Linked DNA regions of Homo sapiens: region 1 is linked to region 2. Evidence: read pairs that join two places in POLR2A ChIA-PET (ENCODE). Cell type or tissue: GM12878. All regions are shown on one strand. Each heading gives the region's core, and the rest is flanking DNA. Links, peaks and the distances in the headings are about the cores only. Region 1 has its middle 78 kb from the start of PTCD2. Region 2 overlaps MRPS27 (mitochondrial ribosomal protein S27).

The links. Peaks named below come from ENCODE experiments on the same cell type or tissue, not always from the same donor. Only the 100,000 strongest peaks of a DNase experiment are listed, where the experiment ranks them.
Region 1: POLR2A ChIA-PET joins it to region 2 with 6 read pairs; 2 of 35 experiments call an interaction of 5 or more read pairs at or near these places.

What each region holds. Positions count from the first base shown.
Region 1 is chr5:72,397,317-72,400,131 of GRCh38, reverse strand. No RefSeq gene overlaps it. Among named protein-coding and RNA genes, the nearest start is that of PTCD2, 78 kb to the right of the region's middle. In GM12878, for the core only: no CTCF peak of the experiment used is centred there; no DNase peak of the experiment used is centred there.
Region 2 is chr5:72,303,955-72,306,769 of GRCh38, reverse strand. The region is part of intron 2 of MRPS27 (mitochondrial ribosomal protein S27); the gene reads left to right. Among named protein-coding and RNA genes, the nearest start is that of MRPS27, 15 kb to the left of the region's middle. In GM12878, for the core only: no CTCF peak of the experiment used is centred there; a DNase peak (open chromatin) is centred at 1,389; H3K4me3 peaks cover 1,753 bases; H3K27ac peaks cover 2,500 bases.

The DNA.
Region 1 (2,815 bases), core at 2-2,501, 94 kb before region 2:
AAGAAGAGGAGAGAAGGGGAAGGGCGGGGTAGGAAGGAAAGGGGAGGGAAAGGAAGGAGAGAGCAAGGGGTCAGAGAAAAGGATTTAGCCAGAGCCCAAGGCTGCCCTGGTTCTCACCCTCCGCACAGCCTAGTGATCAGATTCCCCTGAGTTTTCAGCCTGTGAGTCCTTTTCCTGCATTAGCATGGGACCACACTGTTCCTTACAATCAAAAGAATCGTAATCCTAACAGGGGCTCTTGATATTCAACAGGCTGAAATGTAAGTAGGCCTTTTCATCTTTTAGCATGTAGTAAATAAGCATGTGGTTTTGAACAGAGTAATTCCAACTTTGCCATTTTGATAGTCTGAGTACAAACCACTCCTGAGGATTGGAGGTGCAAACAGCTTGTTTTGCCACATTATTTCCCATCGCTTTACATGAAGCGATGTAAATCCCTTTTGCTACTTTGCCTTACATCTGCCCACTTGAAAAAATTCTTGCTCTGAATTCCTCCCTTCTAAGTCTTTGCTGCTTAAGAGTTGAGCACCCAACCAGTATTTTCTCTAGTCATCTCATAGTTGTTATCCCATAGAGAAAATACTGGTTGTGGATTTTTCAACAGATTTTAACCAGATTTCAACTTAACAATGCAACATATTCTAGTGGGAAAAGTGCTACAAAATAAGTTTTAAAATGACAAAGCAAGCCTTATATTTTCCCAAATATCATTTCCTTTATCTTCATAATTCCTATACTTTAAAAATCAAAATATGAAAACCTAGTTCAGTGAATAATAACTGCCTAACAACAATAACAAAAATAGCTTAACCCCATTTTGAAGAATTCATTCTTTTCTCTCCATTTTAGCACTTCCTAGTCAATCATCATCTATTAATTTTTTTCACACCACATTCAGAAACCGATAACACAGTTAGTGAACGTAAACATCTGTAGTCTACCTCTTTTACAGTTTTGTTCCTCATTTTTCTTCCCACTTCCCCTTAAGGAGGATTTTTCTCTCTTTCCTAAATGGGCTCAAACTCCTAATTCATCCTTTAAAAGCTTTTGCAGGATCTTATTTTCTCATGTACAATGCCTTTAGGGCTTTAATCCCAACACAAAGATCTTCAAAAATACAGCGGCTATTTTTGAAAGGAAAAAAGAAATTCTAAGAAGTCTGGTTGCAATTGTTAGACCGTTCTGCAAACAGTTATAACCATAAAGTAAAACAGAATAAATTTCACAGATGGTACTACTTCGTAAACATCAATGGTTCTCATTTTCTTAGCCAGACCCTCTAAATATCATCATCTTCTTCAATTATTAAAAAAAAGACAATGTACCATTGGGGTCATTCATGTCCCTTTTCTCACATCATGCCTTCTATTGTCTGCTTAATCTTTTCTTATTACCAGTGGGTTTCAGTCCATCCCACCATTCCTTTGCCTTTACACTAAATGGGTCATGACTGAGGGCTTAACATTCAGCACCCAGCAATCAAGGCCACCTCTCTTCATTCCCACTGTCAGCCATGGGTGACACTTGTCACCCTCTGGCTGAAGCCCTCCCTTCACATTCCCATGGTGTGTGAACCACATTCTGTCTCTACTTCTCCCTGGAAGTTTCAATTCTTAAAACTTGGTAATACTGAATCTTTTCTTAGTTTCCTCCCAAGTTGAATTCCTCTCTTTGGGTACATTTTTCTCTCAGAATTTAAAAAAAAAAAAAAAGAAAGAAAAGAAAACAGAAAAAACTTGTCTCATTCTTTTTGCTACCCATTCTATAAGCATATTTCTAGCTTTAAATCCATTTTATGTAGGTATGATTCCCTTCTGCCAATTTAAAATGGGCAAGACTAAAGCTAATTCTTTTTCTCCAACCTTCTTTTTGTATCTGTGAGAGGAAGAAAAAAAAAGAAGTCGGGACCCCAGTTCACTATGCCAAAGGCAAAAAATTAAGCTGAAAGCTGAGTCATACAAGAAACTGCCTTTCCTTCTCTTCCTAAGCAGATAGCTATAGATAAAAGGTTCCATATCTCCACAGGTAGCTACTCTGCCTTCATCCTATCTTATGTAAGGTGCCGATTTTCTGAGCACCAGAGGAATACGTAGTTGACTGTTCCCCTACCTGCTCCTTTTCTCTTGCAACAGGTGGATTAGCATACCCTCCCTCTTTCCCCTCCAGCCTGCTTTTCCCCTTTAAATATCGAAGCCCTCAAATTCATCTTTGGAGAAAGGCACAGACCGCCGACAGTTTCTGTGATTATGGGTTTTTTTTTTTTCTTCTGGGCATGTCCTTAACCTTGGCAAAATAAACTTCTAAATTGATTGAGATCTGTCTCAGATACTTTTTGGTTACATATCTTAAAAACATCTGAAGAAAATTTGTCCTGTTTATTCAATTTTTTATAAAAATATGCTTAATCAGTGGTTATTTCTGAGGTGTGAGAATTAGGTGGTTTTAGATAAGAATTGACAGGGGAATGGCATGCTTTTGCACTTCATTTTATATCTGTTTTTCTATTACTTGAAGTTTTTATAACAATAACATTATTTTTACAATGAAAAATCTTTCTTTTTCTGCATTTGTTTACTTGAAACAGGGTATTACCCTGTCGCCCAGGCTGAAGAGCAGTAGCATGATCATGGCTCACTGGCAGCCTCAACTTCTCCAGGCTCAGGTGGTCCTCCCACCTCAGCTTCCAGGGTACCTGGGACTAGAGGCACATGCCACCACACCCAACTGATTTTTTTTTCTTTTTTGTAGCGACGAGGGTCTCACCATGTTGTCCAGGCTGGTCATGAACTCCTGAACTCAGCAGATCCAGCCATCT
Region 2 (2,815 bases), core at 291-2,790:
AAGATAAGGATTTTTAAAAACGTAATTAATCATACTATTCTAAAAAACTAGTACTTCTGTAATATTAAATATTCCATTAATGTTCACATTTTCCCAAATGTCTTATAAATTTCTTTTTAATTTAGTTTGTTGAAATGTGATCTAGATAAGGTCCATACCTTGCAATGTGTTGAGTTGTCTCAACTATCTTAGTTTGTAAGTTTTTTGCAATTTATTTATTGAACAAAACAGGTCTTTTTTGGAGTTTCCCACATTCTAGATTTGCTGATTTCATCCTTATTGTGGTGTTTAGCGTGCTCCTCTGCCTTCCATATGTCTTGTGAAACTGGTAGTTGGAGAAAGGGGCTTGATCAGATTCAGGACTTTTTATTTTGTCTTTTGGTATAAATACTTCATAGTAAGTGTTTACTTGTGTCAGTAAGCACACAGCATTTGATTGCCCCTCTGCGAAGTTAAAGGCCATTCATGATCTTTACTTAGATTTGTTATTTCATTTGAAGCTGCATACTATTGCTGTTTAAATTTTATCATTTCTTTTCATTTATTATCTAGGAAATTTTTATGACAGAACTTCCATTCATCAACAGTTTACTTACCCTGAAATAGTTTGTATATGAGTTAGCTTTCAAAATAACTTGCAAAAATGATGAATGAGGACTTCTTAAAATGTCATTAAGAACTCATAGATTTAAATAATTGAGACATTTTAATCCATTGCTGTTGATACTTTTATTGATAGGGCCATAGTTCAACTGTGCTCTGTAGAGCCCTGGGCTTTCCTACTTCAATCAGATTTCAACTTTTGATTGTTTCTGTACTGGGCTTCCCTTTGGCTAAAATAAACACTGAGTTAAAGCATTGTCTCTGGAATTCCTCCACTAACTTGCTGATTTGTTGGGGAGGTACAGGGTAAAAGTTATCAACATTTACTAGTTAACAGAATAGGATCCACTGTGAACAGGACTCAGGAGAAAACCACTGGGGAACTGGGTAGGGTGTTGGTAGGAGGGCAGGCCTCATGGGGAAGCTCCTTGAGTTCCATGAGAGGAAGTTTTCTTGAGTCTTTCTGACAAGGAGCGAGCACTCAGGTGACTTGAGCTGAATTCAGGATTCATGAGCCCTACTGGATTAAATATTTTATTTGTGATTTTTCACATCACAAAGTATAGGACACATTTTGGTTTGGGTTACTGTTTTGCTTGTTTGTGTTGGTTTCTCTTGGTTTGTTGGTTTGTTTTCTGTTGGTTTGTTTTTGGAGAACCTCCTTTTTGAATCCAAAGAGTATTTCCTTGACACATTTGCATTCAGGTCTGTCTCTTACAGACACTTCTTCCATTTTAGCTGAGATTTAGTTTTGCTGTGTCATTTCAGCTGTAGAGGCCTTTGGCTTTTTGCATGAATATTTCAGATCCTGCTCTTGAGGCCTGATGGAGATTTTCTGAAGTCTGCTTTCTTAACTTTTGTCAGTTCTGTATTTGCATCTCTGTGGCATCTATTCATTTTCCAGTTTCCATATTTGCCAAGTTCTAGAGATGGGTCTGACTTGTGCACATCACCGTTCTTTAGTCTCATTAATATATATGTACACAAAGCTTGATTTCATGTTTTTCCTTTATTGGATTTATTTATGTTAAAGCTTCTGGTGACAGACAAATAGAAGGAAGTCTAAAAATCTATGTCCAAATTGGTTGCTAGGCTAGTTTTCCATACTTCCTTCTGTATATTCAATGCATGATATATGTCATGTGTCCTCGTTTTTCTTTTAAAATGTGGGAAACAAAAACAGTTTCAGCCTGTATTTTTCAAGATCAGTTCTTCTAGGAAGGACAATAATAATCTGTACCTGTTTCTTTATTATATAAATTAGGTAAGGTATGCAGATGACCATAAGCCCAGAAAGAGTTTAGTGTTGCCTGAAAGGTTAACAGTAATGTGCAGTTATGTAGAAAAGAAAAACTGAAACCATTTCTCACCTGAAGCTAGAAGGATTCAATAAAGGATTCATATTTTTCTTCAGTGACCTTCATTATCACAACTTTGCCCCAGAGACCACACTCTTTTTTAAGAGGCTTGTTTTTCAACACATCTGTACTACAGATTTTGTGGTTATGTACTGTGAAGCTGTGTTACTTTGGTGTGCACCAGGTTAAAATTATCTTGGCAAAATGAATTTTTGGTCATTATGTAGTGACCCACATAATCTATAAAACTGCTTTTTGCCTGTAATCTATTGTGTCTGATATTAATACAACTGTACCAGCTTTATTTTGGCTTCCTAGTGTGTTTTTAATAATTTTCAACTCTTCTGTGTTTATATGATTTATATAGCTAGCTTTTATATTTTTAACCAATCTGACAATCATTATCTTTTAACTAGAAAATTTCGTCTATTTACATTATCATTTCATGATTACCAATATAATTGGATTTATTTCTGTCACATTTTGTGATTGGTTTCATCTTTCTTTTTTTTCTTTATTTTTTATTTTTGGATTGATTTTTACTTTTGGATTGTTTTTGTTTTTTACGTTTTTTTCCCCTCCACTGGTCTGGAGATTATATCCTCTACTTTTTTAGAGATTGTTGCCCTTTAACTTCTAAAATGCATATCTAGCTTAAATTGTAATGCTCATCACACTCTACTATCCTTTAGGACACCTTAGGTCCACACACACACATCTAACCATATGCTCTTGTCTAATAATAAAGTTTTATCCTTTAAAACACATATAACATTATTTTAAACAGTCAGTTCCCCCCCAATTTAACCAATTTTATTGAGTTCTAAAAATTTCCTTTAGTATTTGTTGCTAAT